Linked DNA regions of Homo sapiens: region 1 is linked to region 2. A link is a loop called in an ENCODE intact Hi-C map of the cell type or tissue named here. Cell type or tissue: GM12878. All regions are shown on one strand. Links, peaks and the distances in the headings refer to the core of each region. The heading gives the core; the rest is flanking DNA. Region 1 overlaps IREB2 (iron responsive element binding protein 2). Region 2 overlaps CIB2 (calcium and integrin binding family member 2).

Region 1 (10,899 bases), core at 5,246-7,745, 370 kb after region 2:
TACAATAGCAAACATGTGTCCGGAATATGGTGCTATCCTCAGCTTTTTCCCTGTTGACAATGTGACATTAAAACATTTAGAACATACAGGTAAGAAGATAAAAGATCACTAGAATAAACATGTTACATTTCCAATGTGTTTGATAATATTTTATAAATTACTACCTTATCCATGTTATTTACTATTCACAAAATTACATTATGTTGAAACAACAACTTTCAAGCAAACATCAGATGTCTTTAAAGAGTGTTGTGTCCTCAAACCCTAGTTCCCTGTGACACATTGAAAGCAATTTAAAGGAATTATTCAAACCATTGATCCTGACTTGACTGTTTCCCCATAATGATGGATACCTCCACCTCTACTTAGGGGTCATAGGTTGCAATTTAATGGAAGTCAGCCTTAAACATATTCACAGCAGTCCCCTTCTACAACCAAGAGTAGAGGAGCTATCAGACAAAGGGGTTTGGGGACCAGTCTTCTATCTAGAGAAGAAGAAGAAGCGCAAAATTTTGCAAAAAACAACATAGGACCACAGTTTCTAAATCTTTTTGTAACCTGATTAACTAGAAATTTTGGCCACTCTTCCATTGGCTGTTTAGATTAAAACAGAAAGTATCTACAAAACAAGATATGTTGATATTTCATAAGTCTGCTATTTAAAAAGTAAGATCTCTTTTTTTAATCTCTTTAATGAGGTAATCATTGCTGAGTTACTCATTTCTAAGTATAGATATTTATTTGGAGGATATATTCTAGTATTCTTCAGTGTGCAGGCAGATTATTATGTTAGTTAATCAGACAGCAAAATTGATGAATGGTTATATAGAATCCTGGAGGGAATGATCCCCCCAAGTGCAAAACTTCTGCATTTGAGTTAGTAGAACATTCAAAGTAGAAATGGTTAGAAGTGCCTCGTTCCTTGCATATTAATCTTGAGTTAAGGTTTTAGTGATCCTGTGTAACAAATTATCCTAAAATTTAGTGGCTTGCACAAGCAGTAATTACTAGCTCATGGTTTCAGTGGGGTCGGTAATTCAGACAGGGCACAGTGGGGACAGCTCATCTCTGTTTCATGTCTTGAGCCTCAACTGCAAGATTTGAAAGGAAGGGCCTGCAATCCTGAAGGCTTGTTGTGCTTGCATGTCTAACAGCAAATTATGAGCTGTCAGCTGAGGACTTAGGTAAGTCTATCAGGCAAAACACCCTCATGTGGTTTCTCCGTGTAGTCTGGGCTTGCTCACGTGGTAGATTCTCAAGGGTTAGGAGAAAGAGAAATGTAAATGAATATGTAAATAGTATTTGTTTCTTGTTCATCACTGGAATTCAGTATCCTTACCCCCAAAGATTTCAAAATTCCTTACTGAGGCCAGGCTCAGTGGCTTACAGCTATGATCCTAGCACTTCGGGAGGCTGAGGCGGGAGGATCACATGAGTCCAGGAGTTTAAGACTAGCTTGGGCAACATAGCAAGACCCCCATCTGTACAAGAAAATTAAAAATTAGCCAGGTGTGGCAGTACAGACTTATAGTCCTAGCAACTTGAGAGGCTAAGGCGGGAGAATCACTTGAACCCAGGAGTTCAAAACTGCAGTGGGCTATGATGGCACCACTGTACTCCAGCCTAGGTGACACAGTGAGACCCTGTTTCTAAAAATAATAAATTTATTGGCGGGGTGTGGTGGCTCATACCCATAATTCCAGCCCTTTGGGAGGCCAAGGCAGGAGGATCTCTTGAGGCTGAGAGTTCGAAACCAACCTATTCAAAAAAAACAAGACCCTCCCGCCACCCCATCTGTACAAAACATTTGTAAAAAAAAAAAAAAAAAATTAACCAGGCACGGTGGGGTGCTACTTGGGAGGCTGACATGGGAGGATTGCTTGAGCTCGGGAGGTCAAGGTTGCAGTGAGCTGTGATTGCAGCACTGCGCTCCAGCCTGGGCAACAAAGTGAAACCCTGTCTGAAAAAAATAATAACTAAATAAATTTCTCACTGCATTTTGTTGTTTTGTTCATCTTCGTTTTAGGTTTTAGCAAAGCCAAACTCGAATCAATGGAAACATACCTTAAAGCTGTGAAATTGTTTCGAAATGACCAGAATTCTTCAGGAGAACCTGAATACTCCCAGGTATATGCAGAATAACCCACCTCGTAGCAAAGAGTGTAAATTGTGGTGTAATCCCAGCGCTTTGAAAGGTTGGGGTGGGTTGATTGTTTGAGTTCAAGAGTTTGAGACCAGCCTGGGCAATATGGTAAAACCCTGTCACTGCAAAAAAACTACAAACATTAGCTGGGCATGGCTTGCGCCTGTGGTCCCAAGTACCTGGGAGGCTGAGGTGGGAGGATCACTTGAGCCTGTGGGGCGAAAGAAAGTTGCAGTGAGCTGAGATTGTGCCACTGCACTCTAGACTAGGTAACAGAGTGAGACTTGTGTCAAAAAGGAAAAAAATAATAATAATAAATTCTAGAGTACCTGACCACCTGGGTTTGAATCCCAGCTCTAAGACGTGTTAGCTGTATAACCTTGGGCAATTTATTTAGCCTTTCTGCCTCAGTTTTCTCATCTGTTAGATATGACAATATCTACCTCTAAGGATTCTTAGATATTAAAAACAAATTCATAGAATAGTTCCAGGCACATAGTAAATGCTCAATAAGGGGTAGCTAATCTTTTTGTTTTGCTTTTTGAGACCCAGTCCGGCTCTTTCACCAGACTAGAGTGCAGTGGCACAATCATGGTTCACTGTAGCCTCAACCTCTGTGCTCAAGCTCCCACCTTGCTGGGATTACAGACATGAGCCACCACCATGCTTAACCCCTGTTTTGTTTTAATATTACTATTTTTTTAATATTATTATTTTTTGGACCCTGGGCAGGGTCTCATTTTATTTTACTGCCCAGGCTGGTCTCATACTTCTGGTTTCAGGGGATTCTCTAGTCTTGGCCTCCCAGAGTGCTGGGATTACAGGCATGAGCCACTGGACCTGGCTGAGGGGGTAGCTATCATTATTATTATTATTTAAGTAATGTTATTGTAGCCCAGTGCTTTTGTTTTATTCATTAATTTTACATAGAGTTTTATTATAGTGAATTTTGTAATATCTTATGAAGTCTAGTTGTGGTTTTTGGATTTTTTTTTTTTTTTTGGTAGAGAGAGGATTTTGCCGTGTTGCTTAGGGTGGTCTTAAACTCCTGGCCTCAAGCAATTCCTCCTGCCTTGGCCTCTCAAATTGCTGGGATTACAGGTGTGAACCACCAAGCCCAGCCTATGAAGTCTAATTTTTTAGTGTTTAAAATAATAGTAGTGACTCTTAATTCTTGCTCTAATTTATTTCTACTTTATGATAAGAGTAATATCTCCCTTCAGAATAATCAGTTTCGATGTTATCTGCATCTGGTTTACTTGTGTATTTTGCAAAATTCCGCTATTAAAGGTATACACTATTATGCAGTCTTACTTGTTAGTTTTAAAGATATTTTACAATCTAAGTAAATACTGAAATTATCCAGGAGTAGTGGCATGCTCCCGTGGTTCCACATCCTCAGGAGGCTGAGTAGGGACGATGGCTTGAGCCCAGGAGGTCAAGGCTGCAGTGAGCTGTGGTCATGCCACTGCACTCTAGCCTGGGCAACAGAATGAGACAGTGTCTAAAAAAAAAAAAAAAAATCTGTTGGAAATTTATATCAAAATAGGCAGAATTCACTTCCAGGGAAGCCTTAATTTTAATAAAATTCATTTTCTAGGAGTGTGTCAAGGATTTCTAACAACATGGTTTTACAGTTTTGGTTAACTGTTCATTAAACTCCATGAGGACAGGAACTTTGGTTTGGTATTGTATCCCCAGCTCCTAGAACAATTGCTGGCACATAGTAGATATTCAGTAAACGTGTTAGGTGAATAAATGAATCCATATAGGACCCATAGAAATTGAATTTGTGTGCTACTTTGGGCAAATCTTTTTACTTCTGATCATTTTCCAATCATTTTCACCTCTATTAGATCTAGTGCTTTGTCCATTTTTTTTCCTTGTTCACATTTTTTAAAATCCATAAATGGAAAGAATAAGAACAATGGGAAAACTTTGGTGGTAGAATAAAATGAAATAAATATGCCTGTTAAAAACCCTTGGCCAGGTGCGGTGGCTCACGCCTGTAATCCCAGCACTTTGGGAGGCTGAGGCAGGCAGATCACCTCCTGAGGTCAGGAGTTCACGACCAGCCTAGCCAACATGGTGAAACCCCATCTCTACTAAAAATACAAAAAAATAAATTAGCCAGGTGTGGTGGTGGGGGCCTGTAATCCCAGCTACTCAGGAGGCTGAGGCATGAGAATCGCTTGAACCCAGAAGGCGGAGGTTGCAGTGAGCTGAGATGACACCACTACATTTCAGCCTGGGCAACAGAATGAGACTGTCTTAAAAAAAAAAAAAAAAAAAATGTCTGGCCGGGCGTGGTGGCTCACGCCTGTAATCCTAGCACTTTGGGAGGCCCGCACTTTGGGAGGCCGAAACAGGCAAATCATGAGGTCAGGAGGTCCAGACCATCCTGGGTAACACGGTGAAACCCCATTTCTACTAAAAATACAAAAAATTAGCTGGGCATGGTGGCATGCGCCTGTAGTCCCAGCTACTCAGGAGGCTGAGGCAGGAGAATTGCTTGAACCTGGGAGACAGAGGTTGCAATGAGCTGAGATGGCACCACTGTATTCCAGCCTGGGCAACAGAGCGAGACTCTGTCTCAAAAAAAAAAAAAAATTTCCCAGCAGACCAGGTGTGGTGGCTTATGCCTGTAATTACAACCCTTTGGGAGGCCAAGGCAAGAGGATTACTTAAGGCCAGAAGTTCAGGACTAGCATCATAAGCAAGGCCCTGTCCCTAGAGAAAGGGGATGGATGGCCCGAGCCCCTGAGTTTGAAGCTGCAGTGAGCTATGATCGAGTCAATGCACTCCAGCCTTGAGCGATAGCAAGACCCACCCATGCTGGAGTGCAGTGGCGTGATCACGGCTCACTGCAACCTCCATTTCCTGGGTTGAAGTGATTCTCCTGCCTCAGCCTCCTGAGTAGCTAGGATTACAGACATGCGCCACCATGCCCGGCTTTTTTTTTTGAGAGAATCTCGCTCTGTCACCAGGCTGGAGTGCAGTGACACGATCTTGGCTCACTCCAAGCTCTGCCTCCCAGGTTCATGCCATTCTCCTGCCTCAGCCTCCCAGGTAGCTGAGACTACAGGTGCCCGCCACCACACCTCGCTAATTTTTTTTTTTTTTTTGTATTTTTAATAGAGACGGGGTTTCACCGTGTTAGCCAGGATGGTCTCGATCTCCTGACCTCATGATCCGCCTGCCTCGGCCTCCCAAAGTGCAGGGATTACAGGCCTGAGCCACCGCGCCCGGCCTATTTTTTGTATTTTTAGTAGAGATGGGGTTTCACCGTGTTGGCCAGGATGGTCTCAAACTCTTGACCTCAAGTGATCCACCCGCCTCAGCCTCTCAAATTGCTGGGATACAGACATGAGCCGCCGCGCCCGGCCCAAGACCCTGTCTCTTAAGAAAAAAACAAAAAACAAACCTGACCATGTAAAGAAATAAAACTAAAATCATTAGGATGTTGATTTCAAGAGAAACTTCTTAAATGGATATTTATGGGCAAAGACTAGGATCGCCTGAATCCATTAAATGAAAGTATAAGTAAGCCAGGTGTGGTTATTCTTGCGTGTAATCCCAGCACTTTGGGAGGCTGAGGCGGGAGGATTGCTTGAGCTCAGGACCAGCCTGGGCAACATAGTGAGACCTCACCTCTGCTAAAATTCACTTAGCCAGGCGTGGTGGCGCATGCCTGTAGTCCCAGCTACTTGTGGGGCTAAGGCGGGAGGATCACTTGAGCCCAGGAGGTTGAGGCTGCATTTAGTCCTGACTGTGCCACTGCGCTCCAGCCTGGGCAACAGAGTGAGACCCTTTCACAATAAAAATAATAATAATAATAAATAAATACAGTGTAAGTAGTTGGATCAGTCAGAATAAACAGGGATATAAAATAATGTTGAAAGCCATGATGAAAAGTTTCAAGATGGTTATATTCACATAAAATGCATGAAGGAAACGATAGAAATGCCAGAAGAAATAAATAGGAATCTAGTTGGAAGTGGGATTTTTAACAAAAAATACGTTTCTTAACCAAGGAATAGAACCCTGAGTTGCAGCAGGCTGGCCAGTGAAACCCTCTGGAACAGGAAAAAGAACGCTTTCTCTGCTGTGTCCCTTCAGCACCCTCTAGTGACCAGTCTTCACATTCTTCACATCATGTGTGCTGACAAAGGAGAAATGTTTACTAACCGTTTACCTCTGTGATCACAGAGCGGGCAGGAGGGTAGATTTGGAGCTCAGAGGCAATAAGTTGATAGCTGGCATAGGCATCTATTTTATCATTGGACATCTGTTAAGACAGTGTTTATCTTTGTGGGAAAAAACACTTGGGAAACCAGGTTTTTTTTTTTTTTGAGACGGAGTCTCGCTGTGTTACCCAGGCTGGAGTGCAGTGGCGCGATCTTGGCTCACTGCAAGCTCCGCCTCCTGGGTTCACGCCATTCCCCTGCCTCAGCCTCCCGAGTAGCTGGGACTACAGGCGCCCACCACCACGCCCGGCTAATTTTTTAGTAGAGACGAGGTTTCACTGTGTTAGCCATGATGGTCTTGATCTCCTGACCTCGTGACCTGCCCACCTCGGCCTCCCAGAGTGCTGGGATTACAGGTGTGAGCCACCGCGCCCGGCCCCAGATTTTGTATATGCAGTACAATTGGTGTTGTGGTAGTTTAATTGCATACTGATCTACTAGTCTTGATTTTAGCAAATTTTCATGTTTCGTACATTTAAATGTGCTTGTTTTAAAATCTTTATTTCTTGGGGTTGAGGGTGTATTATACTATTAAAATAAATTGCATTAAAATAAATACGAATATACTTACTCTGCTTTAGAAAGTAATGCTTCAATTGGAATCTGTCGTAAGGAATTAATTCTAATTCCTTGTTCTTTCTCTTTCTCATTTCTTAGGTGATCCAGATTAATCTGAATTCAATAGTTCCATCTGTTAGTGGTCCAAAAAGACCTCAGGATAGAGTTGCTGTGACAGATATGAAAAGCGATTTCCAGGCTTGCTTAAATGAAAAGGTAGGTTACTTTATTCTTATCCGTGTTTTTCAACCCGCTTTGTGCTAAGTAGTAAAGAACCAACAAGGTGACCCATAAACTCAATTCACTGCTATGTTTTATATATTATGGCACACACCAGCAGCCCCCTTATTTTCCTTCTGTCTAATGTGCAAGTCAGTCATTAGGTAAGCTTGTTCCCAGTTCCATTGTGAGGATCAGAGATTGATTGTGTCTATTTAAATTAAAATTATATACAATTTAAAATTGAGTTTCTTAGTCACAGTAGTCTCATTTTTAAATGCTGAATACATATGGGTCTTGTATTGATGAACAGCATAGATAATTGAATAGTTACATCATCACAGAAACTTTTTTTTTTTTTTTTGAGACAGAGTCTCACTTTGTTGCCCAAGCTGGAGTGCAGTGGCACAATCTCGGCTCACTGCAACCTCCCCCCTCCCGGGCTCAAGCGATTCTCCTGCCTCAGCCCCCAAAGTAGTTGGAATTACAGGAGTCTACCATCATTCCTGGGTAATTTTTGTATTTTTAGTAGAGACAGGGTTTCACCATGTTGGCCAGACTGGTCTTCAACTCCTGACCTCAAGTGATCTGCCCACCTCAGCCTCCCAACAGTGCTGGGATTATAGCCATGAGCCACCGCACCTGGCCTACAGTCATAAAATTTGGTAAATGTGACCGAGTAGCAAGTGGTCTCTGGCTTTTGAGGGTTTGTATTTTCTGTCTGAGAATCACAGTTTTAGTCTTGTCACTTTCTCTATTCTGAGATCTCTAGTACTTGGCTTTCCTTTCAGAGCCTTTCTTTTTATGATTTCTTGACTTTTTGTTCAGAAAGTGTTAAACTTGTACAAAAACAAAATAGTCCACTGAATTGCCATGTACCTGTCAATTAGCTTCAATAATTAGCAACTCATAGCCAATCTTGTTTCAGCTATGCTACACTCACACACATAGGATCCCTTTGGAGGAAATCTTCGGGGTCATTTTAACAGAAAAAAATTTCTGCCATCTCTTGAGAATTACTATAAACAGGGATGATTAAGAACAACAAAGCCAAATGAGATCTGGATTCTGGGTGGTAGGCTGGACTCGCTTAGTAGATAAAAGTTTTGCTTGTGAACATCACCAGACTCCTGTCGTGCCCATGCAGATTTATGCTTCAGCTGAATTACAACTACTGAATGTTATGGGCCTTTAGCATCACTCACAAAAAGGATTTTTAATGTTAAATCATCAAATGTCCGGTATCTGCTATGTTTTCTGCCAGTCTTTTATTCTGTACATACCCAGAATATTTAGTTTATATTTTTGTGGAAATTTGTATAGGTTGGATTTAAAGGCTTCCAAATTGCAGCTGAAAAACAAAAGGATATTGTCTCCATTCATTATGAAGGAAGTGAATATAAGCTGTCTCATGGATCAGTGGTCATTGCTGCAGTTATCAGTTGTACCAATAATTGCAATCCATCTGTCATGCTTGCTGCAGGTGGGTTGTGGTTTATGGCCATACTTTTTCTTTTTCCTTAATTATTGTTGGCTTTTCTGTTATTGTAACTTTGTTTCTTAGATGATGCATGAGTGTCTACATTTGATATTGAGAGACTTTCTAGTATTTTAGTTAGGTCTTAAGGAGCCTGAGTTTGATTTATGTTGTTTTTATTACACCGAAGGTAAATTTACTGTTTACTATAACTTACCTGTCAATTAATTTTAGGTTGTATCTGCTTCTCTTGTTAATTTAGAACTATAGTTAATTAGCAGGTATTTCTTGATTATCTAGAAGTTAACCATAACAGTGTGGTAGATTTCATTAAAAGTTATAAAAGTAGTAAAAGATCATTGTCTTGGCAAGGATTGTAAATGAAATTAATTTGTATGCCCATTGGAACAATTCCTTAGTTGTATAAAACCATGTATAATGTGTTACATTGCTCTTATTGTAATTATGACTTTAAAATGGTTTGCTTTAGAAAAAAGAAGAAAGAGAAAAAATGGTTTTGTTAACATGTACTTATATATGTGCACCTTTTGTTTACTCTGTGTGAATGATGTCAGCCTGTATCTTAATAATTTTCAACATAAAGGCTGTAATTTTAAATTTGTTGTAAATGAAGCAAATCAGTAGAATAAAGTGGACAAAATAATGACAGTAAGTTTATGAATTCATACTTTAATCTGTTAAATAAATTACTTCTCACTTTTTACTTTAATATGGGTGAGAGAGGGAAAGAAACATTGCCATAATAAATCATTGTTTGTTGGCTGTGCAGGTCTTTTGGCTAAAAAGGCTGTTGAAGCTGGTCTGCGTGTTAAACCTTATATAAGAACAAGTTTATCTCCAGGCAGTGGGATGGTTACACATTACCTCAGTTCAAGTGGAGTATTACCATATCTAAGTAAGCTTGGGTAAGTAACAGCTATCGCACTTCATATTGATATTGGTGTTCAGTAGGTACTGAAGCTGCTTGTTTGTGCCTTTCATATACAAAGAGAAGATAGAAAAAATATGCTTTAGTTTTACTTGCTACCTTGCCATTACCATACAATTTTTGATGCCTTATCACTCAGGAAACACTTATTGGGCATATCAAATGAGCAAAGCACCAGGTTGGATACACAGAAGTAGGAGATGTGGTCTTAGCTTCAAGATACTTAGTTGGGAAGACAAGACAAACAAGTACAACCAAATAACAGTTACAGTGTAAGAAACGATACCAAGTATGCACAATTTCTGTGAGTTGTGTAGGTCAGTTCAAAAAAGAAAGAAATCTTATAGTTTGCATTTATTAACTGAAAATTGTCTTAATTTTAGTTTTATGAGGTTATTGGGTCTATAATACATAAGTTTAAATTGTCCCTGAACTTTGGAGAAAGTAACTTATGTTTTTTGGGCTGGGCGCGGTGGCTCACGCCTGTAATCCCAGCACTTGGGGAGGCCGAGGCAGGCAAATCATGAGGCCAGGAGTTTGAGACCAGCCTGGCCAATATGGTGAAACCCCGTCTCCACAAAAAATACCAAAATTAGCCAGGCGTGGTGACGCACACCCATAGTCCCAGCTACTCAGGAGGCTGAGGCAGAAGAATTGCTTTAACCTGGGAAGCGGAGGTTGCAGTGAACCCAGATCGTGCCGCTGCACTCCAGCCTGGGCGACAGAGCGAGACTCCATCTCAAAAAGAAAAAAAAAAAAGTAACCTATGTTTTTTATGTAATCCAAAACAATTGATGCTAGTTGTGTGGGGATTTTTTGGTTTTGAGACAGTGTCTTGCTCTATTGCCCACACTGGAGTGCAGTGGTGCAATCACAGCTCATTGCAGCCTCGACCTCCTAGGCTCAATCAGTCTTCCTACCTCAGCCTCCTGAGTGGCTGGGACCGCAGGTGTGCACCACCACACCCAGCTAATTTTTATGTTTTTAGCAGAGACAGAGTTTCACTGTGTTGGCCAGGCTCGTCTCAAACTTGTTCCCTTAAGTGATCGGCTCGTCTTGGCCCCCGAAAGTGTTGGGATTACAGGCCTGAGCCACCACACCCAGCCTAGTTATATTTTCGGTGTGTATTTTGGAACATATGAGTCATCAATTCCATTGCAAAACTGATAAATTTTAGACTTTTTTGCTTTTAGAATAGCATCTGAAAGTAATTTAGAGGACTGTGCCTGTAATCTTTTGGTTATATTATCTTGGATTTATTGTCAGAGACTCTTCTTGGGTTTAACTGGTTGATAATTGAGAGATT
Region 2 (9,706 bases), core at 24-2,523:
AAATCAAGCCCACCTCAACAAGCTGCATGGACCCTCAAAGGTGTAAGGCATCCTGGCACTGTCTCACTTGGAAGCTCCCTTCCTCCCCGCCCCCTGCCCATTATTCAGTCTTTCTTTGCCCTATGTCCACTTGTCCAGGTCCCTGTCATCCCAGAGAATAGCCCCCCATCCCAAGACAGGTACAAATTGTATTTAGATGACATTGTGAGCTGCATGTGGTGGCCTATGCCTGTAAACCCAGTGTTTTGGGAGGCTGAGGTGGGAGGACCACTTGAGGCCCAGAGTTTGAGACCAGCCTAGGCAACACAGCAAGACCCTGTCTCTACAAAAATGAAAAAAAAATTAGCTGGATATCGTGGCTCAGTCATAGCTACTTGGGAGGCTGAGGCTGGAGGATCACTTGAGCTTGAGCCCAGGAGTTGGAGGCTGCAGTGAGCTATGATTGCCCCACTGCATTCCAGCCTGGGCAACAGAGCGAGACCCTGCCTCTAAAAACAAAAATTGTGTCCATTAAGTGCTGCCATGGGTGGGACAAGTGTAAGGGGCATTGACTGTGGGCTGAGGTAGGTAACCTGCCTAAAGTGATGTCCTAGGCTGCTGGTGAATGGATTAGGTATGACCCTGTATCTCCCAGGCTTGGGCCGGCCCTGCCACCCCCAAAGCCAGATCAGCCCAGGTCTCCTTTTAAGTGGCTTGACCCTGTGACACACCCCAGGCCCACCTTTATCAAGCCATTCAGCACAGCCACCCAACCTTCCTTGGGTTCTACCAGTTCTTGTGGTCCTGCTGCCTACTGTCCTTAGCAAGGCACCTGACTACTTACCCAGCTCAAACAGATAATAACACCAGCTATCGTTTAGCAAGTGCTTACTCTGTGCCAGGCCCTGAACTAATCTTCTCTGTGGATTGCTTTACTTATTTTAATCCCCAAATCACCCTGAGAGGTAGATATTAGTCTCCCATTTTCAGGTAGGGAAAACTGAGGCTCAAGAATCAAGTGTCTTCCCCATCCTACACAGCCAATGAGCAGTGGGAACAGGACTTGAACCCAGGACCTCTGGACACCAACCACTTGGCTCCTCCCTGCAAGTCAAGCCCTGGTAAGCACATCATCTGCTGGTTCAGAGCCTGTCCAGGGCAAATGAACAGTAAAATGCCACATGCCCACTTTGCCAGTCGCACATTCCTATAAAAGGGTCTGAAATTACAAGGATGTGCCATGACTTGGAGACAGAGCAGGAGGGGAAAACCCCTAAACTTGTACTTTGGGTGGGAGGAGGCTCAGCAAATGCCAGGGCGGTGGGATCAAGCTGAGACTCTCCACAAGAGGGCACTCAAGGACTTTCTTTGCTCCTATTTCTTGCATAGAGGAAAACTACTTTTTTTTTTTTACACTGTCCCCAAATAAGGAACAACCACTTGTTTCAAAATTCATGCATCTTCTTTCTTTCTTTCTTTCTTTTTTTTTTTTGAGACGGAGTCTCGCTCTGTCGCCCAGGCTAGAGTACAGTGGCGCGATCTCGGCTCACTGCAAGCTCCGCCTCCCGGGTTCAGGCCATTCTCCTGCCTCAGCCTCCTGAGTAGCTGGGACTACAGGCGCCTGCCACAATGCCCGGCACATTTTTTGTACTTTTAGTAGAGATGGGGTTTCACCGTGTTAGCCAGGATGGTCTCAATCTCCTGACCTCATGATCCGCCCACCTCGGCCTCCCAAAGTGCTGGGATTACAAGGCATCTTCTTTCATAATTCATGCATCTGGTACTTTGACATATCCATTGTGCTTCCAACTGCTACATTTCCCACTTGACCTTGACCCCACCTCATATGTGGCAGTGTGATGTTGGAGTGTTTCTAGGGGTTGGCCTACACCTCTGAAGTTTTGTGGGATGGCTGCAGCAGGAGCATGAAGTCAGGCTGAGGTTGGAGCCCTGCCTACACCTCTCATTAGCAGTGTGGGTAAGTGGGTTAATCCACTGAAGGATAAGTTTCTCTATCAGTAAAGCAGGGGCTATTCTACTGTTCTCACCCCTGGATGTTCATAAAACCACTGGCCTTCAACTGGCAGCTTTTAGCATGCTGCCTGCCACGTCAGAGGCTCCCTGGAAGGGGTGGACTAGGGAGAGAGGCTATGGGTGCTTGGCAGGGTTGAGGAGGTATCCTCTGGGGTGGGAAGGCCAGCTTCTACCCTGGGACACAGATCTGTTCTAAAACAGTAACTAAAATCACATTGGAATTTTTCTTTAAAGAAAAATCCAAGGAGAATTTGAAAACCCAAATCACTGTGAAAGAAACTCTAAGCATTGTCAAAGAACCACATCTCTGTCACCTCTCCCCCAATAAAGGGCACTGAATTCAAGAAGAGTTATATATTAGTCCTACTGTAACATCCAGGACCAGAAACCATACTTACGCTACTTGAACTGCCCCCGAGTATGAGGCAAGAAATGTGAAAACTCTCACTTTATTTTACAAAGTTAACAAGAACCCTGATACAAGAACCTAATATGTAGCATCCAGAATGGACCAATGGCACTTGCATAGATAGATGAAAAAGTCTTATAAAATAACATACTGGGGGCCAGGCACAGTGGCTCATGACTGTAATCTAAATGTGCTTTGGGAGGCCAAAGTGAGAGAATTGCATGAGGCCAGGAGCTTGAGACCAGCCTGAGCAATGTAGTGAGACCATGTCTCTACAAAAAAAAAAAAAAAATTAAAAATTAGGTGGATGTGGTGATATGCATCAGTAGTCCTAGCTACTCAGGAGGCTAAAGTAGGAGGATCTCTAGCCTGGGCAACAGAGTGAGACCCTGTCTCTAAAAAAAAAAAAGATAAGTAAAGAAAGAAAAAAATAGCATACTGGTAAATCAAATCTAAGACTTTAAAAGAATAATATGTTAGGATCATGTAGGATTTATTCCAGAATGCAAAGATAGTTCAATATTTGGAAATCTGTGGCTACAAATCATATTAAGCAAAAAACATTTTGACCAATTTGATAGATGCATTTATGACTGTATATGTGAATACAGAAAAATATCTGAGAAGTTATATACTACATGTTTACACTGATAGTCCCTGGGAGGTGGGAGTAGAGAAATGTGAAAAGAAGGAGGCTAACTTTTACTTGTTATTTCACCTACTTCTCAATTATTTGAAATTTTAGAAGTAATTATTTATTTATTTATTTATTTTTTGAGACAGAGTCTCGCTCTTTCGCCCAGGCTGGAGTGCAGTGGCGCAATCTTGGCTCACTGCAACCTCTGCCTCCAGGGTTCAAGTGATTTTCTCATGCCTCGGCCTCCCAAGTAGCTGGAATTACAGGGGCATGCGACCACACTCGGCTGATTTTTTTATATTTTTAGTAGAGATGGGGTTTCGTCATGCTGGCCAGGCTGGTCTCGAACTCCTGACCTCAAGTGATCCACCACATCATCCTCTCAAAGTGCTGAGATTACAAGCATGAGCCACCGCACCTGGTCAAAAGTATTTTAAAGTATATGTTGTTTTGTCAATTAAAAAAACTTAAAATTCTTAGTAAAACAGAAACAAAAGGAGTTTCTGCTTAGGAGCAGAAACAAAAGGGTATCTCCTTCTCTTTTTTTTTTTTTTTTTTTTTTTTTGAGTCTTGCACTGTCACCCAGGCTGGAGTGCAGTGGCTCAATCTCAGCTCACTGCAGCCTCCGCCTCCTGGGTTCAAGCAATTTTCCTGCCTCAACCTCCTGAGTAGCTGGGACTACAGGCGCCCGCCACCACACCCGGCTAATTTTTGTATATACTGGGGATATACCCATCAATGTGGGATGCCTATAATCACCATTATTATATAACATTTCTCCCCAGGAGCACTAATCAATGTACTATTCGCCATCCAGGTCCATGAGTTCTGCATATGTGAGTCAACTGAAGACAGAAAATATTTGGAAAAAAAAAATTGCATCTACGCTAAACATGTATAGATTTTTTTTCTTGTCATTATTCCTTAAACAATACAGTATAGCAACTCTTTACACAGCATTTACATTGTATTAGGTGTTATAAGTAATGTAGTAATGATTTAAAGTATACAGGAGGTGCCGATTTAAAGTATATAGGAGGGGCTGGGCACGGTGGCTTACACCTGCAATCTCAGCACTTTGGGAGGCCGAGGCGAGCCAATCACTTGAGCCTAGGAGTTTTGAGACCAGCGTGGGCAAAACAGTGTCACCCTTGTCTCTACAAAAAATATATATATATAAATTAGTCAGGCATGGTGGTATGTGCCTATAGTCCCAGCTACTTGGGAGGCAGAGGTGGGAGGACCACTTGAGCCCAGGAGTTTGAGGCTGCAGTGAGCCATGATCGCACCACTGCACTCCAGACTGGGCGACAGAGATCCTGCCTGACAAAAAAAAAAAAAAATTATACAGAAGGATGTGCAAAGTGGATAAGGTTATATGCAAATAATATGCCATTTTATATAGGGACTTAAGCATTTGCAGTTTTTGGTATCCTTGGGAGGTCCTAGAACCTATCCCCCACAGATACTGAGAGAGGAATGTAATTAGTTAAGACAGTAAAATAGTACACTTAAATACTGGAGAGGAGGCAAGTTACCATTTACTGGAAAACCAAAAATAATTAGCTTAAAGACTATTTGAAATAGAAAGAGTTCAGAAGCCTTTCTACACAATAGTTTTTCTATTATGTATTAACATTAGCCTTTTCAAAAGTAGGATTTGGCTGAGTGCAGTGGCTCATGCCTGTAATCCCAGTGCTTTGGGAGGCCAAGGGGAAAGGATTGCTTGAGGCCAGGAGTTTGAGACCAGCCTGGGCAACACAGTGAGACTGTTTCTATAATTTTTTTTAATTAAAAAAAATGAATTCACAATTTAAAAGAACCAAAAAAAAAAACACAACTAAGTATAAAATTGGTATAAAATGTACTAATTTTGAAGTATCAAAAAAACCATGAAAGTTTAACAAAAGATATAAAAATATTTTAGGTACTTAGATAACTATTGTGCATTCCTGATCGGAAAGACTTAATGCTGTAATGATGACGATGATCTGTTCATTTTTCTATAAAATGAATATGACCCTAATCAAAACCTGCAAATGATCTATTTGGGATCTAGCCAGCCCAATTCAAAAGTGTGTTTGGTTAAGTGTTTCTTCAAGCTACTGGCAAAAAAAAAAAAAAAAAAAAAAAAAAAAAGTTTGTTTAAAAGAATAAATGTAGGAGTGTTGCAGGGGAACCCTGAAAAAAAAGAGAAACTGGGGAAACATTTTTCCCTATCAGGTATTAAAACAGTTTAAAGCTATAATAAGGACAATGTATGAAACAGACATTGGCATTTACAAGGCAGACTAGTAGAAGTGGTAGATCCCAATGTAAATGAGAATGAGCCCATGACACAGCATTTGAAATCAATGGGGAAAAGATTAATTCCTCTGAAAGTCACAAACCAGCAATCCACCATTCATGCCTAGTTTCCATATAGCATTTTAAAATAATTAAATTACGTCGAAATAATAAATTTAGAATTTTGCTGCCACCATATACAGATTGAAAGATCTTACACTATAAACCTGGGTTTCTTAATCAAGATGGTCTGAATTCCCCCAAGGCAACAACTAGCTGGGGCTAAGGAGCAGCTATTTCTGCAGGTGTCCGTTCTAAAGAGTTCCCACCCGACTAGACAGCTTCATTTATTTACAGTGCATGCTGGCCCCCCTGACAGGCAGCTGAGCTTCAGACTCTTGGGTTATTCACTGAATGATCTGGGGTCAGAAGACAAAAAGCATATAACAGCAGTGGGAGGAAAAAGCAAAAGTCTTAAAAATATCCATTATCTTTGATCAGGAAATTTGTTGGAAATACCCATATATGTGCAGTTATGTGAATGGTACCACAAGAATATTCACTGAAGTACAAATTAAAATCGTGAAAAGCTGGAAATCTAAATGTTCAACTATACAAATTAAGAAATATCCATTAAATGCAGCCATTTAAAATATTGTATCAGAATATCTAATGATATTGAAAGTTGTTCGCAAGATGTTAAATGAAAAAAGCAGAAGGTACAGTATAATCCCATTTTTTTTAAAAAAGCTTGTATATATTTATATACTCACAAAAAGAAAGACTAAGAGGAAGGCTGGTCACTAAAATGTTAGTGATTATCTTGGGTAGTAGGGGGACAGTAAGATCTTTTTTCTTATCTTTTTTTAACTTTAAAAATTGTGATAAATGGCTGGGCAGTGGCTCACGCCTGTAATCCCAGCACTTTGGAAGCCCAAGGCGGGCAGATCATGAGGTCAGGAGTTTGAGACCAGCCTGACCAACATGGTGAAACCCGTCTCTACTAAAATACAAAAAACAGCCTGGCCTGGTGGCGCGTGCCTATAACCCCAGCTACTCAGGAGGCTGAGGCAGGAGAATTGCTTGAACCCAGGAGGCAGAGGTTGCAGTGAGCCGAGATCGCGCCATTGCACTCCAGCCTGGGTGACAGAGCCAGACTCCGTCTCAAAAAAAAAAAAAAAAAAATTGTGATAAAATAACAGAAAATTTACCATCTTAATTATTAGTTTTTCTAAATTGTGGTAAAATGCACATGCCATAAAGTGTACCATCTTAACCATTTTGATGGGTACAGTTCAGTGGCATATTAAATATGTTCACATTATTATGCAACCATCACCACCACTGATCCACCTCCAGAACTCTCTCCATCTTCCAAAACTGAAACTCTGTACTAATCAATAAGTTCCCATTCCCCCTCCTCCCAGCCCCTGGCAACCACTATTCTACTTTCTGTTTCTAAGAATTTGACTACTTGGCTAGGCCTGGTGGCTCATGCCTGTAATCCTAGCACTTTGGGAGGCAGAAGCGGGTGGATCATTTGAGGTCAGGAGTTCGAGATCAGCTTGGCCAACAAGGTGAACCCCATCTCTACTAAAAATACAAAAATTAGCCGAGCGTGTTGGTACACGCCTGTAATCCCAGCTAATTGGGTGGCTGAGGCAGGAGAATTGCTTGAACCTGGGAGGCAGAGATTGCAGCGAGACACAGACTTTAAAAAAAAAAAAAAAAGAATTTGACTACTCTAGGTACCTCATGTAAGTGGAATCGTATATGTCATTTTGTGACTGCTTATTTCACTGTGCATAATGTCCTTAAGGTCCATCCATGTTGTAGCATGGGTCAGACTCTCCTTCCTTTTGCAGGTTGAATAGTGTTTTATTGTCTGTCTATACCGTGTTTGGTTCATCTATTCATTTGCTGATGGATTGCTTCCACCTTTTGTGAATAATGCTGCTATGATTGTGGGTGTACAAACATCTCAAGACTCTGCTTTCAATTCTTTTGGGTATATACCCAGAAGTAGAATTGCTGGATCATGTGGTGATTTTATTTGTAAGTGTTTGAGGATCCATCATACTGTTTTCTTTAGCTTTCTTATCTACTTTTACAATTTGCCTAAGGAAAAGCAATTTTAAGCATATATATACTTTTTTTTTTTTGAGATGGAGTCTCGCTTTGTAGCCCAGGCTGGAGTGAAGTGGCATGATCTCGGCTCACTGCAACCTCCGCCTCCTGGGTCCCGGTTCAAGCAATTCTCCTGCCTCAGCCTCCTGAGTAGCTGGGACTACAGGAACACACCACCATGCCCAGCTAATTTTTGTATTTTCAGTAGAGTTGGGGTTTCACCATGTTGGCCAGGCTGGTCTTGAACTCCTGACCTCATGATCCACCCGCCTCAGCCTCCCAAAGTGCTGAGATTAAAGGAGTGAGCCACTGCGCCTGGCCAATTTTAAGCATATTACAAAACAATACCATCTGCCTTTTTTTTTTTTTGAGTCAGAGTCTTGCTCTGTTGCCCAGGCTGGTGTGCAGTGGTGCAATCTCAACTCACTGCGGTCTCAACCTCCTGGGCTCCAGCACTTCTCCCACCTCAGCCTCCCAAGGAGCTGGGACTACAGGCACACACCACCAGACCTGGCTAATTTCTGTATTTTTTTTTTAGAGACAGGGGTCTCACCATGTTGGCCAGACTGGTCACAAACCCCTGAGTTCATGTAATCCACCGGCCTCGGCCTCTCAAAGTGCTAGGATTACAGGTGTGAGCCAACGTACCCGACCACAATCTGACTTTTTGATAAACACATACAAAAGAAAAACACTGGCATAATATATACCAAAAGATTAACAGCCTTATTTCTGGGTCATAGGCTTACAGGTAATTTTTTTTGTCTTCTCTTGACTGGCTTCATTTTCTAATTTTTCTACAATCATTATGTATATGTGTAGTAAGTAATTAAAATAGGTTACACAAAGTTTTTAAAAGGTTGAGAAAATAAACAATAAAATAACAAGTAGGCAAATACCTTGGAGTGCTGGCTGGGTGGGCCTCTCTGTGTACCAAGGGGACAAGGACTACTGTCCCGCTGATTAAAGAGCACAGCCTAATTAGGGCACAAGGGAAGTTGAAGTGCTAAGCTCTTACCTATAAAAAGCAAGGTGACTGAATAGGGTGGGCTGCCCACTCGGCCTCAATGTGGGAATGCAGGAGCTGTGTCCTGGGGAGCAATCGGATCTACCTGGGTGGGGGCAGGGCAGAGGGAAGGAGAATTGGAGGCGGGCTATCTGTGACTCGGTATCACTGCCCCAAAGTTGCCACAGAGCTGGGCCCCAACCTGCAAAGAAAAACCTCCTGCTCAAGTTTCCTCCTAGCCATCTGGTCAGTACGCAGGGAGCAGCTTACCAAGAAAACCATCCTGGTGGGGGTGGGGAGTAGCATCCCTGAAAGGCCCTTGGGAGCAGGGAAGATGAGCATGGCCTGGGGCTGGATAGCCTGGCTCTGCAGCTGACTTTGCCCTCTCTGGGCTCCAGGCCTCAGTTTTGTCACCCGGACCTGAGATGTGAACAGTGGAGAGGGCTCTCCTGGAGGGGCAGTCAGTCATGCTGGCCTCTCCACAGAGAAGGCTGGAGAAAAGCGAAGGGGGGTGAAACTGGAATTGAGCCATCATGGCCATGCCTGTTCCCTCTAGGGACAGGCAATCCCGAATCTGTCTTGTCTTAACTACCCTTCCCTGAGGGTGGACAGGTGGGCAGCAAACTCCAGGTAGCTCTTTTCATGTTTAATAACACCATCACCCAGCCCTCCCAGACACAGGGGCCTGTGAGAAAACAGCTCCTGCAAGCAATGTCATCCCCATGCTGCAGACGGGGCCTCAGGCTTGGGTTTTGCTCTGGTGTTGAATTACAGAGCCTAGGGTCCTGATGCGTGCAGAGGGGTGCAGGCCAGGGCTGTGGGGAGCCAGGACGCCTCTCCTCAAGCCCTCTCACCTGCCTGGAGCCCCTCATTTTCCAAGGGGCCAGGGATACCCCTGATATGGTTTGGCTGTGTCCCTACCCAAATCTCATCTTGAATTGTAGTTCCCATAATCCCTACGTGTCATGGGAGGGACCTGGTGGGAGGTAATTGAATCATGGGGGCAGTTACCCCGAGGCTGTTCTCATGATAGTGAGTTCTCACGAGATCTGATGGTTTTATAAGGGGCTTCTCCCCCTTTGCCCAGCACTTCTCTTTCCTGCCGCCATGTGAGGAAGGATGTGTTTGCCTCCCCTTCTGCCATGATTGTAAGTTTCCTGAGGCCTCCCCAGCCATGTGGAGCCATGAATCAATTAAACCTCTTTCCTTTATAAATTACCCAGTCTCA

What was found. Peaks named below come from ENCODE experiments on the same cell type or tissue, not always from the same donor. Only the 100,000 strongest peaks of a DNase experiment are listed, where the experiment ranks them.
Region 1: a loop joins it to region 2, with 7 times the contacts of the local background. A loop is called at or near these places in 2 of 110 quality-filtered maps.

Annotation. Positions count from the first base shown.
Region 1 is chr15:78,476,271-78,487,169 of GRCh38, forward strand. It overlaps IREB2 (iron responsive element binding protein 2), which reads left to right. Exons shown (of 22, transcript NM_004136.4): 9 at 1-89; 10 at 2,027-2,127; 11 at 7,048-7,164; 12 at 8,491-8,650; 13 at 9,435-9,570. Among named protein-coding and RNA genes, the nearest start is that of HYKK, 26 kb to the right of the region's middle. In GM12878, for the core only: a CTCF peak has its summit at 6,269 (motif pointing left); a DNase peak (open chromatin) is centred at 6,251.
Region 2 is chr15:78,112,078-78,121,783 of GRCh38, forward strand. The region is part of intron 2 of CIB2 (calcium and integrin binding family member 2); the gene reads right to left. Among named protein-coding and RNA genes, the nearest start is that of CIB2, 15 kb to the right of the region's middle. RefSeq lists an enhancer at 1,381-1,470. In GM12878, for the core only: a CTCF peak has its summit at 1,316 (motif pointing right); a DNase peak (open chromatin) is centred at 1,305.